Linked DNA regions of Homo sapiens: region 1 is linked to region 2. Evidence: chromatin loops called from intact Hi-C (ENCODE). Cell type or tissue: sigmoid colon. All regions are shown on one strand.

Region 1 (8,000 bases), 110 kb before region 2:
ACTCCACCTAAAAAAAAAAAAAAAAAAAAAAGAAGGAAAGGAAAAGAAAAGGGAAAGGGAAAAGGAAAGGAAAGGAAAAGGAAAAGGAAAGGAAAGGGAAAGGAAAGGAGAAGGAAAGGAAAGGAATAAAGACGCAATGAAAAGCATGTCAACGGGGAAAAGGAAGGGAGAGCCGGGGCAGGTGTAATGATATGAACTATAATTGGGGGTAAGAGACTAGCAGTGTCCTCAAAGTTTAGCATATATCAGAAGCACCTGGTGGGCCCTTTTAATAGATTGCTCAGCCCCTCTCCCGGAATTTCTGATTTTGTAGGTCTGGAGTGAAGCTCAATGATTAACAATTTTACTAAGTTCCCAGGCGATATTGATGCTACTGGTATGGGAACCATGTTTTGGAAACCACTGGCCTAAAGTTTCTTCCATTTTCAACAACACTATCCCCAACAGCAGCGATGCCCGCAAATGGTGTGTGGCTGTGGTGTGAGGCCTGCTGGAAGAGGTTGTGGCAACAGCAGAGGCAGCAAAGCCAAAGCCAGAAACTTCCAGCACTCAGCCCACAATTTAAGTACCCTGTTTTGATTTCAAAATTCAGGTGCATTTTGCATTCTACTCTACAATATATCCTTGTTTGTTTTCACATAAAAATAATACTTCCTTATTCTTTCAAGTAAAAATTGATGGCTTGGGGCCACATTCTGTTAAATATGCATCCCTAGTCACCTGTGTCTATTTAAATTGATTAAAATTAAAATTACACACAATTAAAAATTCAGTTCCTGCAGGAAGCGGTGGCTCACGCCTGTAATCCCAGCACTGGGAGGCCGAGGCGGATGGATCGCCTGAGATCAGGAGTTTGAGACCAGCCCGACCAACATGGTGAAACCCCATCTCTACTAAAAATACAAAATTAACCGGGCATGGTGGTGGGCGCCTGTAATCCCAGCTACTCGGGAAGCTGAGGCAGAAGAATCGCTTGAACCCGGGAGGCGAAGTGAGACATTGCACTCCAGCAGGGGCAACAAGAGCGAAACTCTGTCTCAAAAAAAAAAAAAAAAAAAAAAATTCTGTTCCTCAGCTGAACCAGCCCCAGTTGAAGTCTCAATAGCCACATGTGGCTGGTGGCTGCTATATTGAACAACACAAGTGCAGAACATTTACATAATTGGAAAAAGTTCAATTGGAACTTATATATTTATCTTCTTAAATACATAAAGCAAATATTAACGAACATGAAAGGAGAAATATATTGCAATAGAAAAATAGAGGACTTCAATACCCCACTTTCAACAATGGACAGATCAACCAGACAGAAAAGTAATAAGGAAACATTGGACTTGAACTACACTTAGACCAAATAGACCTAACAGACATATACAGAACATTCCATCCAACAGCAACAGAATATCCATTCTTTTCATGAGCACATAGAATAGTCTCCAGAATAGACCATATATGTTAGGCCACACAACAAGCCCTAAGAATTATAAGAAGACTGAAATCATATCAAGTGTTGTTTCCAACCACAATGGAATGAAACTAGAAATCAATCACAGGAGAAACCGTGGAAAATTCAAAATAGGTGGAAATTAAACATGTTCCTGAGTCAAAAAAGAAAAGGGAAAATTTAAAATATCTTGAGACAAATGACAATGAAAACACAACATACCAAAACCTATGGAATGCAACAGCAGTTCTAAGAGGGAAGTTTATAGTAATGAATACCTCCATTAAAAAATAAGAAAGATCTCAAATAAATAGCATCTTTGTATTATAACACCAAAACTCACATGGTGCAGTTGATAGGAACGTCATCTTCATGGGTCATATTTGTGAGAACTCGGAAGAGTTGCATAAGAATTACAGGTAGAAACTGTATCATGACTTGGATCTCCATGGCATGCAAACACTAAAATTAAGTCATTATTAGTTATGAAAACAAACAGAAATATGATAAAATTTGCAAATGTGAAACAGCAAAAAAATTAAGTAGTGAGAAATACATTGACTAGCATATAAGCTCAATTAAAAGTGAGCTTTCCATTGGATAGGGGGCTTTTTTGTTAATTACTTAATCCACACCTCTATTTGGCACTCAGATTTTGTTATTTAACATTAAACACTTTACTAAAGCTAATAAGTATAATTTGGATAAACAGTTTTTAGAAAATTGACAACTGACTCCTGGTAAACCAACACTCAATTGCCTGGGGCAGTGGGGAGGAACAGATGTTTGGAGATGATACTGGAGATGCATCTACTAACCCCCAGGCATTCTGTATGTTCTGCAGGGGAATGTGGGCATCAGTTAATCTGGTGACAAGTTAAGTGGAATGCAATAAAGAGTGGTTCTATATGTAATTGGCTCTACACCATCACCACTACAAAACGGAAGCACTTTTGCAGTCTAAGAATCTCACAATACATTTCCTTCAAAGTGCTAACACTGTGTCTCCAATGATAAGTGCGTTACAAACATCAAAAAGAAGAAACGTGATCATATATACAGAGAAATAATACAAACAGTGAAAGTTGTTCAATTTCTTTCTTCTTTCTTCCCTTCTCTCCACATCATTCACTCACTCAACCAGCTAACCAAAAAAAAAAAAAAAAAAAAAAAAAAAAGGAAACAAACCTCGCTGAGCATCTTTCTATATCAATTCAATGTGTAGTGCTAGGGGAAATAGAGAGGTGGATAAATCAAGTCTCTGTACTTAAAAAACTCATAAATTCTCTTTCCCAGATTCCCTGACTTTTGCCACTATCTGTCTTCAAGACCCTCTAATCAATAACCAAAATAGTATAAATCATTTTCTTTTTAGCAGGTCTCTGTACAATTTCTCTTTACTCTCCATACATCCAACTCTCATTTCTAAATTAATCTTCCTCAAATACTCGTTACATTAGACCACCTCCTGCCAAGATTTTTTCGATGTCTCCCCATAGCCTATGGCAGTGGTTCTCAACCAGGGGCCATTTTGTTCCCGACAGATTTGGCAATGTCTGGAAACAGTTTTGGTGGTCACAACCAGGGAGTGATACTGACATCTAGTGGTCAGAGGCCAGCAATGCTGCTAAATATCCTACGACGCACACACAGACCCTCACGGACAAAGAATAACTCTACCTCAAAATGTCAATAGTGCGAAGATTGAGAAATCCTGGCGTAGAGTATCAAGACCAAGTTATTTCAGACCTAACTGACATTTTCAGCCTAAACAATCATCACTGTTCTCTACAAGGCCAAACTGGTATCTCTGGTTTCTTCACTGTTCTTGAATATATCATATACTTTCCTGCCTTTGTGTCTGTTCATCGTTTTTAGCCAAATCCTGGCTACTCTTTCAAGGCAAGTACAAATCCCCACTTCAGTGAAACCATTCATTTTCTCATTCGACAAAGGGCAAACAAATGAACTTCCAATAGCCAAGCACACCAAAAACAAAAGTAAACCCAAACAAATAAAGGCCATGGTTTCTACCATCAAGTAGTTCACAGTGTACAGGGGATAAACACATGGAACTAAATAATTGCAATATCAACAGTAAATAGCATGATCATGGAATATACAAAATGCACAAAGAAGCAACTGAGTGTGCAAGTGGGTAGGGAATGTCTGGTAAGGCCTCAGAGATGAGAAAGGGTAAATGATAAATAGAATAGTGCCAGGTAGAAAAGAGAGATGGGCATTCCCTGCTACCAGTAGCAGTCCTCTGTAATTTATTCTCAACATGACAGCCAGAGTGTTCTTTCTGAAATGCAAATTAGACATTGCCATCTTTCTGTTGTTAAAAAACAAAACAAAACAAAACAAACTACCACGAACAAAGAGCTATCATAAGCTTCCATGCCTACGACATACCCGGCCTGTCCCGCCAAACCTGTCACTTGCCATCCTCCCCTCACAATGCACACTGTACTATAGCTACACGGTCTTTTATTTTTCTGTCCTTCAAACATGCTGATGTAAGGTGTTTACACCTACTGTGATATTCTGTTATCCTTTTACACGACTTTACCCCCTAAGGTTGTCTTCCTCTCATCCTTTCAGCTTGAAATGCTATTTCCCCCAATAGGCCTTCCCTGACAACTCTATGTAGAATACACTCCTGGTCATGTTGGATCTCATTAACCTGCTCTTTTCTTCATGGCACTCACTTATAATCTCTCTACCACAACTAGAAAAGGTATGCTGTCTAAACTGTTCCCCATTTGATTCATAGCATCCAGAACAATGTCTGGCCCATACTACATGGTCAATAAATATTTGGTGACTTACTGAATAAATGAATAAAATAAGAAAGTAGGCCGGGCGCGGCAGCTCACACCTGTAATCCCAGCACTTTGGGAGGCTGAGGTAGGCGGATTACTTGAACTCAGGAGTTCGAGACCAGCCTGGCCAACATGGTGAAACCCTGTCTCTACTAAAAATACAAAAATTAGCCAGGCATATTGGTGCATGCCTGTAATCCCAGCTACTTGGGAGGCTGAGGCAGGAGAATAGCTTGAACCCGGGAGGCAGAGGTTGCAGTGAGCTGAGTTCATACCATTGCACTCCAGCCTGGGCAACAGAGTGAGACTCTGTCTCCAAAAAAAAAAAGACAGGAGCCCTCTAGTCTACAGTAGTTCCTCAGTTCACCGAACCCTCAGCACTTGTGCCCTGTATCACATACTGGACATTTAATCATATATTGCTTTGAACTATTAATTGTATTATTGACAGACTGTCATTTAACTTATGTATGTCCTGTCTCTTCAGTTAGACTGTAAGTTCCCCTATGGACAATAACCCTAAATTATTCTTCTCTGTAAGCCTCAAAGAGCTAGGAAAATACTAAATATATAACAAGAGCTCAACAAGTGGATGGTAAATGAATTCTTGAAACAATGTCATTTATAGGAACAAGAGATAGCAAGGTGTGGTAGAAAGAACATGGGACTTGTCATAGTCTCACCCCAGTTCTGCTACTAACCAGTTGAATGTCTACAGGCAAGTCACCTCTACTTGGGCCCCAGCTTCCTCATCTGTTAAAAAAAAAAAAAAAAAAAAAAGTCTTGGCCGGGCATGGTGGCTCACACCTGTAATGCCAGCACTTTAGGAGGCCCAGGTGGGCGGATCACCTGAGGTGAGGAGTTCAAGACCAGCCTGGCCAACATGGCAAAACCCCATCTCTACTAAAAAATACAAAAAAAAAAAAAAAATTAGCTGGGCATGGTGGCGGGCGCCTGTAGTCCCAGCTACTCGGGAGGCTGAGGCAGGAGAATTACTTTAACCCAGGAGGCGGAGGTTGCAGTGAGCTGAGATTACGCCACTGCACTCCAGCCTGGGCGACAGAGTGAGACCCTGTCTCAAAAAAAGAAAGAAAGAAAAAAAGTCTTAAGAATCCTTTTCAGCACTAAGGTTATATAGAGGAGCTTGGCTATTTCTGAAATCACATGGTATTTCATTGACTACCACTAGAGGGAGAGCGTAGGTCACATAAATACCAGAAATTCCACATCTTCAGAAAAACAAATACGAGAACTTTTCTATTTTAAGAATACCCGTATATATGAAAATGATGTTCTTTTCCATTCCACTTGATTGAAACTTTTATAAAACTTTCCCATGTGAAGAACAAACCTTAACAAAGCATTCATACATATTGAAGTCCTAGATATTTACCTGAGGAAAGGATTTAAAAGTTAGATGATTATCATACTTTTTTCTTTTTTTTTTTTTTTTGAGACAGGGTCTCGCTGTGGCCCAGGCTGGAGTACAGTGGCATGATCACAGTTTACTGGAGACTCAACCTCCCAGGCTCAAACGATCCTCCCACCTCAGCCTCCTAAGTAGCTGAGATTACAGGTGTGTGCCACTATGCCCGGCTAATTTTTGTATTTTTTTATAGAGATGGGTTTCACCATGTTGATCAGGCTGGTCTCGAACTCCTGGGCTCAAGCAATCTGCCTGCCTGGGCCTCCCAAGGTGCTGGGATTACAGGCATGAGCCATTGCACCTGGCCTATTATACGTCTTAATGATAGTTAAGAACATATAGCCATATAGCCACCACTTATTGACTGTCTCCCTTCTACTCTTCCAACAGTGTGTTTTCTATATGGTAAGCAGAATGACACTTTAAAAACCAAAGTCACATCATGTCACACTTCTGTCCAAAGCTCCATATTCCTATCTCACTCGGAGTAAATTCAAACTCCTCGCCATGGCTTATGAAGCCTTACTCGACAAGCTCCCAGCAACCTCCCCAAGGTAATGTCCTATCACTCTGTGTCCCAGCCACACTGGGATTCTTGCTGTTCCCCAAACACACCAAGCCAAGCTCCTCGGGGCCTTTGTACTTGCTGTTCCCAGCTCTCCCCGAGAAATCCACATGGCTGGCACTCTCATTTCCTTTAGGTCTCTGCTCAAATGTGCCTTTACTAGAGAGATTTTCTCTGGCCACTTTAAAACAGGGACCCCTTGTAAATCCCTGCTCCCCTTCATTGTGCTGGTTTTCTTTATAACAGTTATTACCATATGAGATGACGTATATATTTATTAACTTATGTGTTTATTGTCTGTCTCAACAAGTAAGCTCTTTGACAATAGGGATATTATTTGTTTTCTCCACTTAAATTTCCAATGCTTAGAATGATGCCTGGCCCATAGGAAGCACTAAAGAAATAAGTGTGGCATGAACGATTACTATCCGGCAGATGCCCTAATCTTTTTCTTTTTTCTTTTTTTTTTTTTTTAAAAAAAAAGAAAACAAACCAGAATCTCGCTGTCACCCAGGCTGGCACAATCTCAGCTCACTGCAACCTCCGCCTCCCAGGTTCAAGCGATTCTCCTGCCTCAGCCTCCTGAGTAGCTGGGATTACAGGCGTATGCCACCACGTCTGGCTGATTTTTGTATTCTTAGTAGAGACGGGGTTTCGCCATGATGGTCAGGCCGGTCTTGAACTCCTGAGCTCAAGCAATCTCCTGCCTCGGCCTCCCAAAGTGCTGGGATTATAGGCGTGAAGCACCATGCCCAGCTCCATCATCTCATTTAAGTCTCACAACCACCCTACAAGATGGGCACTATTGTTATCCTCACATGACAGATGAAGAAACAAAGGCTCAGAGAAGTAACTTGGTCATGGTCAGTTACAGAGCTAGTAAGTGACATGTGGGATACAAGCTCAGTTTATGATTCCAGAACCCATATATTTGATCTCATCTCATACTACCTCTCTGAAAGAAATGAACATTTTTGTTTCCTGAGTATATCATTAAGTAATAGCATATGTCCAAAGGTAAATCCTAAAGATGTTTCATTTAAAATAATATTTCCTCAGACTTGCTATAGCTATCTTACTAAAGGAACAATTAAAAGAAGAGAGCCACTGTCAGGCAAATTATGATATGCACTGTAGTCCTAGCACACAGGGAAAAAACCAAGTGTTAGGTCCTCTATACATGTGGTAAGATACAATATGCCAACATGCATAAAATATGTGTCTTTCATTAGCTAGCCCCTTTGTTAGTCTATCACCCATGGACACAAGAACAATTTCACATTTCATTCCAAGTCAAAGTGATTCCATTCCTCCTGGCCCTTTCCCCCACAGCATCCTCCACCTTTATTGGGCAGTCAGCAGGAAGAGAAAGCCCCTGAAAAATCAATTTATGGACCTGAAATAAACATTTTCATGAGAGTTTCAAAAATATGATGCTGCATTGTGGCTATTACATTTTCTTCCTAATGTTGCCACTCTGCTGTCTGCTTCTAAACAGCCACATGATGGAAAAATACATCATAGAAAGTATTCTCTTGAGGAAATACAGCCAAAAATATTTTAAACTGTCTGTTTGCTTTTTTTTTTCACACCAAAATGTGGCAACAGAAAGACATGAAAAACAAACGTTTTGCAGAAAGCTGCTGTTCATTTACCTTTAAATATTTAATGAGCTCCCCTGGAACTTCTTTCGAGCCTGACTGAATCAGCTGGCAATGATGGAAGAATTTGTGCACATGC
Region 2 (8,000 bases):
CCGCCACCGCACTCCAGTCTGGGCGACAGAGGGAGATTCCGTCTAAAAAAAAAAAAAAAGCAATGAAAGCTTAAAAAACAAAGGTTCACTGGTGATTAGAATAGAAAAAGACTCAATCCAGAGAATTTTTTAACATGTTAGTCTCAGAAAACAAATTTTCCTATTTGGTGCTTAAACAAGGGTTCAGCAAGGAGGCCTCTCTGGCTTCACAGCAACCTGCACCGGTCTTTTGTACAGATCGTGGTGGAGTGGCTTGCTCTGGGCCCTGCTAACCTCCAGTAGCGAGACTATTTTATGTTTAGGTGCTAACACTCTGGTTAACTTTCCTGACCCTCAGTTCATTGACAGCTCAGTTCATTGAGAGCCTCTGAACTGGAAATGCTTGGTCAAGAAGCCCAAGTTGAAACTGGCTTTTATTCCGTATTGTTCTCACCTCCTTAGAGATGAGGCTGTGGGTTTTGTCCTATATTACCTACTTTACACAAATTCCCTTGGGAAGAGGGAGCAGAGGAGTGGTTCCGTTTCAGCGCTTCTCTAAATGCAAACATAACAAACATTCCATGCAAAGGTAGTTGTGAGCGGCGGGTTGGGGGAGTCAACAGCTGCAGACGCTTTTCAGCCATTCTCAGCTTCTGGAGAGCTTTTCTCTACTGGAGCTATTATACGAAATCTGGCTGATGCCAGCCAGGGGACGCTGCGTGCATTACGGCGCGTCCAGGGGCTACAACCCCTAATATCTAGCAACTCTTTCCCGATCTTTTGGCGCACAAGGAATTGAGGGTAAGCTCCGCAGTAAACAGTATTTAAACAGCTACTAGGCGACTCTTCCAGGCTGATAAAGTGGCTTCTCTAAAGGGCGGCCATAATACAACAGGTTTAGCAAAATGCCTTTGTTCCCCTGCGGCACCAGTAGCTACATCCTGAATTACAACAAAATCAATTTAAAAATTTAAAACTCTGCATTTTAAACAAGTACATATGTAAACACTTCTCTCTTAATCACATACACTCTCAGGTTATAATGTTTCTCCCCAATCCCCTCTTGAGAAATCTGTCAATGATGATTCTGTAATTATCCCTTTCCCTGGGTTAAAACTGACCTTCATAAAAATGCTGAACTTATAGGAAAATGCAGTAACAGTGGAACAGTCTCTCTGTCTGCTTTATTATGTAGTTAGTTAATAGATTCGTGGAAGTACTAATAACTGAATAACAGTTTGAATACGCAACAACATGCTATATATAGCCCAGGCCCAGCCATCTGAATTTTTCAAACAGTGAGGAAAACTGAATGATGTTAGCAACAGGCCAACAAGGGTGTAATTCCAAAATCCTTAAAAAAAAAATAAAAAAAAAACCTAAACAGGAAATACTGTATATTTGTACAGCTTGGTGGGTTTTCCATGTTCTAACAAGAGATACACCAGAGGAAAGCTTGACTTGCTGCGGTAATGGCTCTAACTCATATTGAAGCCCCAATGTGAGTATCTTGGGTTTATAGCACAAGTGTAAATCCTACCTCAGCTGTCCCTTAAAAGAATCAGAAGTTATGGCAGCAGCTGCAACATGGTCCCCTCACTCTCCAGCCACTCGTGGTTTTACTAACTTTGGTTAACAGCTCTTTGTGAGAGAGAGTCATTTAGGAGCATACATTCCATGTAAGAACTATTTCCTTATTTTTTCGTTGACTAAACTGCTTACAAATAGCATTTGCTAAGGCTCTATGAAGAATCTAAACTTGATTTGTGTGCATAATCTGGGTGTCCTATTGACAAAGACATTCCCATACACACAACCAACCCAGATTGTAAATAATGAAAACAAATGAAGAAAAAGATCATTTGCATTCTCATAATTATAGAGCATCTAGCATTGTGTGTGGCACATTGTAAGGGCTCAATAGATATTCATTGATTTAGATTACTAGAATCTGTTCTCCCTCACTCCCAAAATCTCAATGTGGTTCACATACTAGAGTAATGAGTAAATATTCCTCTGCATTGCCTGGTGTAAACGGTAAAAATCAATGACCTTGGTCCCAAGTAAGCTGGGCTGACAAGGGAACCATGGCCACTGCCAGCGTCTCCTAGAAAAGACTCCTGCCAATAACAGTTTTTCCTCCTTCGCCATAGAATCAATGGTCAGGAAGGAGCCGCTGAACCTACAATGCACAAAATTCTTTTGAAAACCTAAAAACAGGGGAAAGAATGCTAATGTTAACTTTTTGCTGCTAGGGTGGCAGGTCAAGTGCTGATCAAATCCCAGTGGAAGTTTTCTTAGTCCCATTTATTCTCGAGAAATCTGGCCACCTACAGCTTTCTTCACGTGTTGTGGTAGAAGGCCAGCCAACCCCGCTCAAGGAAGGTTTTTTGTTTTCTCTGAATTTAGGAAAGCGTTCTCTGCTAGGTAGATTGAATCACGTGTTAACAATCACCCAAGATGAGAGCCCTGGTATAAATGCTCTGCACACAGCTTGCCTTCCTCTCTTAACTGGCTGTGATGACAGGCAAGGCTCCAATCTGACCTCAACAGGTCCTCACTCCAAAATCAGACTGAAATACACAAGCCAAGTCCATTAAAGTAACATTAAAGGTCTGGATTTAGCTCCACTAAACAGCAGAATTAAACTTTCAAGGGTCTAGCCACAATAAAGAGATTTCTTTAAAGTCACTTAGGTTTGCACAGTTGTAGCTATTAGGGATCAGATCTTTATCTCAAAGGTACATAGTTTACCTTTGATCCTCCTCCAGAACTCCCACTAATGTCAACTTTCTCCACTGTTGGGATCAAGCCCCTGGCCTCCCTTTAATGCTGGGTTTTATTGCTGATTCTACAAGATCAACAGAAAAATTACAAGGAAAAGCTGTGAAGTTCCCTTCCGATGACAAGTTGTTTTAACAAAAAGAGCCCTCTCTTAAACGGTGAAATTTAAACACAGCAAACGACTCGCTGTAAAATGGAGCTGAGGGAGACAAAAACAAACAAAAACAACAACCAAAAAACAAAGTAACAAAACAAACACTAATTAATCAGTCCGATTGCTTATTCAGGGTTTGTTCGCTTGTCCAGGAAACTGGCAACGAGTGTCTTGAAAACAAGAGAAGGGGCAAGTGCCCGTTAGCACCCTTTAGCCTTTCTCCAGAGTCAGACAATCTGGATAAGGCTGAGGGTGCTCTGGGAGGGTTCCCAGGGAGTCAGCGCGCTTTCGAATCCCCATCCCCCAGTCCTGAGCTGTGGGGCTCTGACCCCAGGTCCTCCATCCCTGGACTGACACACCCAGTCTTCCCCCAAATCCCCACGGCACCGTCCCCTTGGTCCCCTTGCCTCTGGAGCGCTCGCGTGTCCCCGAGGGACACACTCTCCCTGCGGTGGATGACCCTGCGCCCACTCTGTCGCAGAACCCCGTTGTTTCTAATGCCCTTCCTCCGCAGCAGCACCCCTTCAACACCCATCACCACCCTCTCTCCCCAGTTGCAGGAGGAAGTCGCTCTGCTTCCTCTGTTCTCACCGCCAGCCCGAGCTTGGGCGCCCGGGGCTTTCTGGGTGGGGTTCTTTTTTGTGTACACAGTGTGTGTATGTGTGCGCGCGAGAGTGTGTGTGCCAAACGCTCATCGCATCCTTCCGCCTAGGCGGCCTCAGGTGCTCGCGGGAGGGGATCAGGATCTCGTCGTGCCCTTGTCCCCGGCTCTTTGTGCCGAGTCCAGAGCAGCGCGAGGTCAGCTCTTTAGCTCACACCCCCGGCCCCGACCCTGGGTGGGAGCCTCCGCCTCCGCCTCCTCCGCAGCCGTCCGAGCCCGGCTTTTGCCCGTCTGCTTCCATCCCGGCGCACGCCTCCGCCGTGCCGGGCGGCCGGAGAGCTGTCAGCCGGCGCCTGGGACTCGGACCCCGGCCGGCGGCTGCCGGTGCGAAAACTTACTGGAGCGGAGAAAGACAGCGCGCGGCGCACCAAGCGGCCGCACTGGCGCCGTTCCTGCCCCTTCCCGCGTCGCTCCCGCCTGGAGCGCGTCCCCCGGGATGCCCCGTCCCCCGGCCACTCACCAGCACCACGGAGCCCCGCACGGCCTCAGACACGCTCTGCCGGAGCTCAGCCGCCGTGCCAGGCTTGCTGAGCCGTTTGGTGAATTTGCGCACTTCGGCCATGGCAGCGGCGGCGGGCGGGTCTCGGCGGGCGGGCGGACCTCGGCGGGCGGGTGGACTCACTGCCCCGGCCCGCGGCGGCCGCGGCCGCTGCTGCTCCCTCTGTTTACTCGCCGGCCGGCCGGCCACATCGCAGCTCGGCGGCGGCGCGGCTCACGCTGCTCCTCCCTCCCACCTCCCACCCGCTGCTCCTCCCTCGTTCCCTCCTTCCCTCCTTTTCTCGCTCGCTTCGCCCGCTCACTGTCCTGCCCCACGGCGTCGGCGGCGGCAGCTCCCTCCCCTAGAGGGCCCGAGCTCCGATCGCCACCAGCCGAAGCAGGAGGGTGTGTCTGATGGGGAAGGGTGTGTAGAGGGGGAGGGAGAACTGGAGGTGGGGGCGAGGGTCACGAGGGAAGAGGGGGGAAGTGGCTACCGCTCGGGCTCCGCCCGCAGCTGATGTTGCTGGTGCAGCCGCATCCGGGAGGGGAGATCTGGGCTGCTTCTTTTTTTCCGCTTGAGTGGGGAGGGCGGGGTGGGGTGGGGGAACAGAGAGGGGTGATGAAATGTCTCCAAGAGTGGGGCGTGCTCCTCTCCCGCCCTAGTGCTCCTCTCCCGCCTCCGAGCTGCAGTGCCCGCAGGAGGGCTGGAGAACTCTCACGTCCCTCCACCCCGCAAGCCCCCAGGGCCCAGGCGGCTAGGGGCTGGAAAACAACGTGGAGCAGCCGCCTTTTGTGTGCTCCTTGGGGAAGGGTCGCACCAATGTCGAAGGACAGAGAGCTGCTTTCCAGCGTGAGCGGCTCGACTGGGTCCCCCTCCTCGCCCACACCGTTTTCCTACTCAGTTGGCTCACCTAACAGGGGGCAACACTGGGGAGAGAGCATGCTTCTGGAAGTGGGAACTTATTGTGGCGGCACCCCTCGCTCCGTCCCCCACGGGGGAGAGCTGGGTGGTGGAGCCTGAGCCTGTGGCAGGTGATCCCTAGGTCAGCACTGACTGCACCAGGAGTGGGGTGGGGGTGGGCATTAGGATGAGCCTGTGGCAGGTGATCCCTAGGTCAGCACTGACTGCACCAGGAGTGGGGTGGGGGTGGGCATTAGGAAGGCCATCTCCCTGGGTTTGGTGGACTTACCAATCTTATAGTAGCTTTTACAAGTGCCCTGCACTCACCTCTCCATTTCCTATTCATCTCCTTACTCTTTTCAGCTTCCAAGAAATTGTTTTTCCAAGAATCAAAGAACATCTCATAACAGGGTATAAAACGAACATGCTTAAGACAGAAATAGGGACGGGAATCTTGAAGTACTAGTGACCCTGTCAGACCTCCTGAAGTGCAGAGTGAAAGGCTCCACTGATGGTGGCAGTTTTCTATCTGGTTATTTCATTTGTTGAGAGTTTGAAAATGGCCCTCAGTCTGGGGGACCGAGCAGCCCTTCTGAAAGCAGTCCTACCACCACCCATCGGGCACTTTCCCCACCCTCAAAGACCAAACAGTCTTTTAGGGGACTTTATTATGGAAACAAGGGCATGCGTGGTGATGGTTTCTTTGAACCCAGAAAAGGCCAAGTCTCTTCGCAGTAAGCCTATTTCAGCCATCCCATCAGTCTCAATAAAGCATATATGGAGGCTCCTAGAGGGCCTGGGACCTGGAAGTCCTCTAAAGACATTCTGTCACAAATCTTAGTTTTGCACAGTACGTGTAAAATTTGTTAATTGTTGCGTGTAGGCTGATCTCCAAGAATTCATACCCTCTGTTCCATAAATGCCTGTGTGGCTCATGCTGTTGGTTACCACCACAATAGCTATAACACTTTTTGCTTGCAAAGAGAGCCCAGATTTACTTCAGATATAGGGCAGAGCCACAGGGTTTAAGGAAGGCAGGCCCAACTCCAGGTGATGAATCATGACTGATGAAAAAACCATGATAAGCTCCCTCTTATTGACTAGTGGGATGGTCTAGACTCCCAATCGGTTTGGGCCAATAAGATATAAGAGGGAAGTGTGAGAGGAGGGTTCCTGGGAAAGTTTTTCTACCTTGATGAAAAAAAAAGGAGAGAGGCCCAGGCCCCACTTTCTTCCTGAGAGGGATGTTTTCTTGCAATGCTTTGGCCCTTGGCAGCCATATTGCAACCATGAGGCAAGGCCAAGGCAATCTCAGAGAAGCCAATGTAGAATCCAGACAGCATTGAACTGTTGAACCAGGCCTGATACTGCCTACCTCTAGTTCCTTTTTATGTAAGAAAAATAAACCCCTGCAGTTTATGACACGTTTAGATGAATATTCTGTTACTTTCAGCCAAAAGCATTCTTAGTACCACAGGCTCTATGGTAGCCACTGAAGGTGCACAGCATTGAACAAGACAGGCAAGGTCCCTCCTCTCCTGGAGCTCACATGTCAGTGCAAAGAAATGAACATGTTAATTTCAGAAACATAAATGCTATGTAGAGAATTAAGGGGAGTTGATAGAGAGTAACTGGAGTTGGGGACCTAGTTTAAAATAGATGATCAAGAAAAGCTTCTTTGAGGAGGTAAACACTGAGCTGAGTCTTAAAGAAGCAGTCAGCAGAGATCAGCAGGTAGACCATTCCAGGCGACAGAAATGCCAGGAACGAAGGCCTAGAGATGGGGGCAGACTTAGTGTGTTCAAAGACCAAAAAAAGGCCAGTGTGGCTGGAGCGTAGAAGGAAGAAGAGTGGTACAAGATAGAGTAGGAGAAGTAAGCAATTTCTGCAGAGTATTGTGAGCCATGGGAAGCATATGTCACACTGATGGTGCACAAACACCATCTGGCCATTGTGCAGGCTCTATGCTCATTCTTGAGATTGTAGATTTCACTTCTTCTGGTTTAAGACTTCTATTTAAATACATAAACATTGAGCATGGTGCTACACACTGAGGGAGAATGCAGTATGAATTAAAGACACTATTTCCTTCTGGGAAAAAAAAAAGAAAGTCTAGTAGAGAATGTATTTATGGTACAAAGTAGTATGTGATACAGACCATACTCAAGGTAAAGAGGCAGGAGAGGCCGAGCGCGGTGGCTCATGCCTGTAATCCCAGCACTTTGGGAGGCCGAGGTGGGTGGATCACCTGAGGTCAGGAGTTCGAGACCAGCCTAACCAACATGGCAAAATCCGTCTCTACTAAAAATACAAAAATTAGCCAGGTATGGTGGCAGGCACCTGTAATCCCAACTACTTGGGAGGCTGAGGCAGGAGATCACTTGAACCCGGGAGGCAGAGATTTCACTGAGCCAAGATTGCACCATTGCCCTCCAGCCTGGGCAAGAAGAGTGAGACTCCATCTCAAAAAAGAAAAAAGAAAAAAAAAAGGCAGGAGAGATCATATCTTCTTAGGTCTATGAAAGGTTTTCTGGAACAGGGGGTGTTTGAGCATTTGAGCTGGACTTTGCGGAATGGGTAGGATTTGGATATAACTGCACTCACATAGTAAAGAGAAATCGTAGGTGCAATCTTACAACTTCCAATAGGGCATTTTATTGGGCGATTTCTTTTCCACATTCGTTAAATATATTCAGTTTTTATCACAAATTTAGCTGCTGCATTAACACTATCCTAATTCTATCCTAATTGAACCTGAGATACAAGTATTAGAAATGCCATTGAGCCCTTTGACTGAGAAATTCCACTTGTATAAATCAATGCCAAATAAAAACTTGCATATGTGAGCTCAGATGCCTGTATAAGGATGGTCATTATATCAAATGTTTGTAATAGCAAAATATTAGAAAGAACCTGAATGTCCATCTAAAAGGGACTTCTTTATGATCAGTCCCTAGACCACTGCCTGGCACATTGTGAGTGCTCAAAAAATAGTTGTTCAGCGAATGAATGAATACACATGATTTATTCAAATGAAGGGACTC

What was found. A loop is a pair of places that touch in the nucleus more often than their neighbours do. Peaks named below come from ENCODE experiments on the same cell type or tissue, not always from the same donor. Only the 100,000 strongest peaks of a DNase experiment are listed, where the experiment ranks them.
Region 1: a loop joins it to region 2, with 2.1 times the contacts of the local background. A loop is called at or near these places in 16 of 110 quality-filtered maps.

What each region holds. Positions count from the first base shown.
Region 1 is chrX:118,599,144-118,607,143 of GRCh38, reverse strand. It overlaps DOCK11 (dedicator of cytokinesis 11), which reads right to left. Exons shown (of 53, transcript NM_144658.4): 23 at 7,916-8,000; 24 at 1,788-1,906. Among named protein-coding and RNA genes, the nearest start is that of DOCK11, 110 kb to the right of the region's middle. In sigmoid colon, CTCF peaks have their summits at 2,870, 3,074 (motif pointing left) and 5,444 (motif pointing right); a DNase peak (open chromatin) is centred at 3,003.
Region 2 is chrX:118,492,112-118,500,111 of GRCh38, reverse strand. It overlaps DOCK11 (dedicator of cytokinesis 11), which reads right to left and starts at 4,297. Exons shown (of 53, transcript NM_144658.4): 1 at 4,039-4,297. The coding sequence starts at 4,140. RefSeq lists silencers at 3,770-3,829, 4,000-4,059, 4,150-4,229, 4,340-4,479 and enhancers at 3,509-4,487, 4,890-4,959. In sigmoid colon, no CTCF peak of the experiment used is centred here; DNase peaks (open chromatin) are centred at 3,571, 3,951 and 4,411; H3K4me3 peaks cover 2,805 bases; H3K27ac peaks cover 3,102 bases.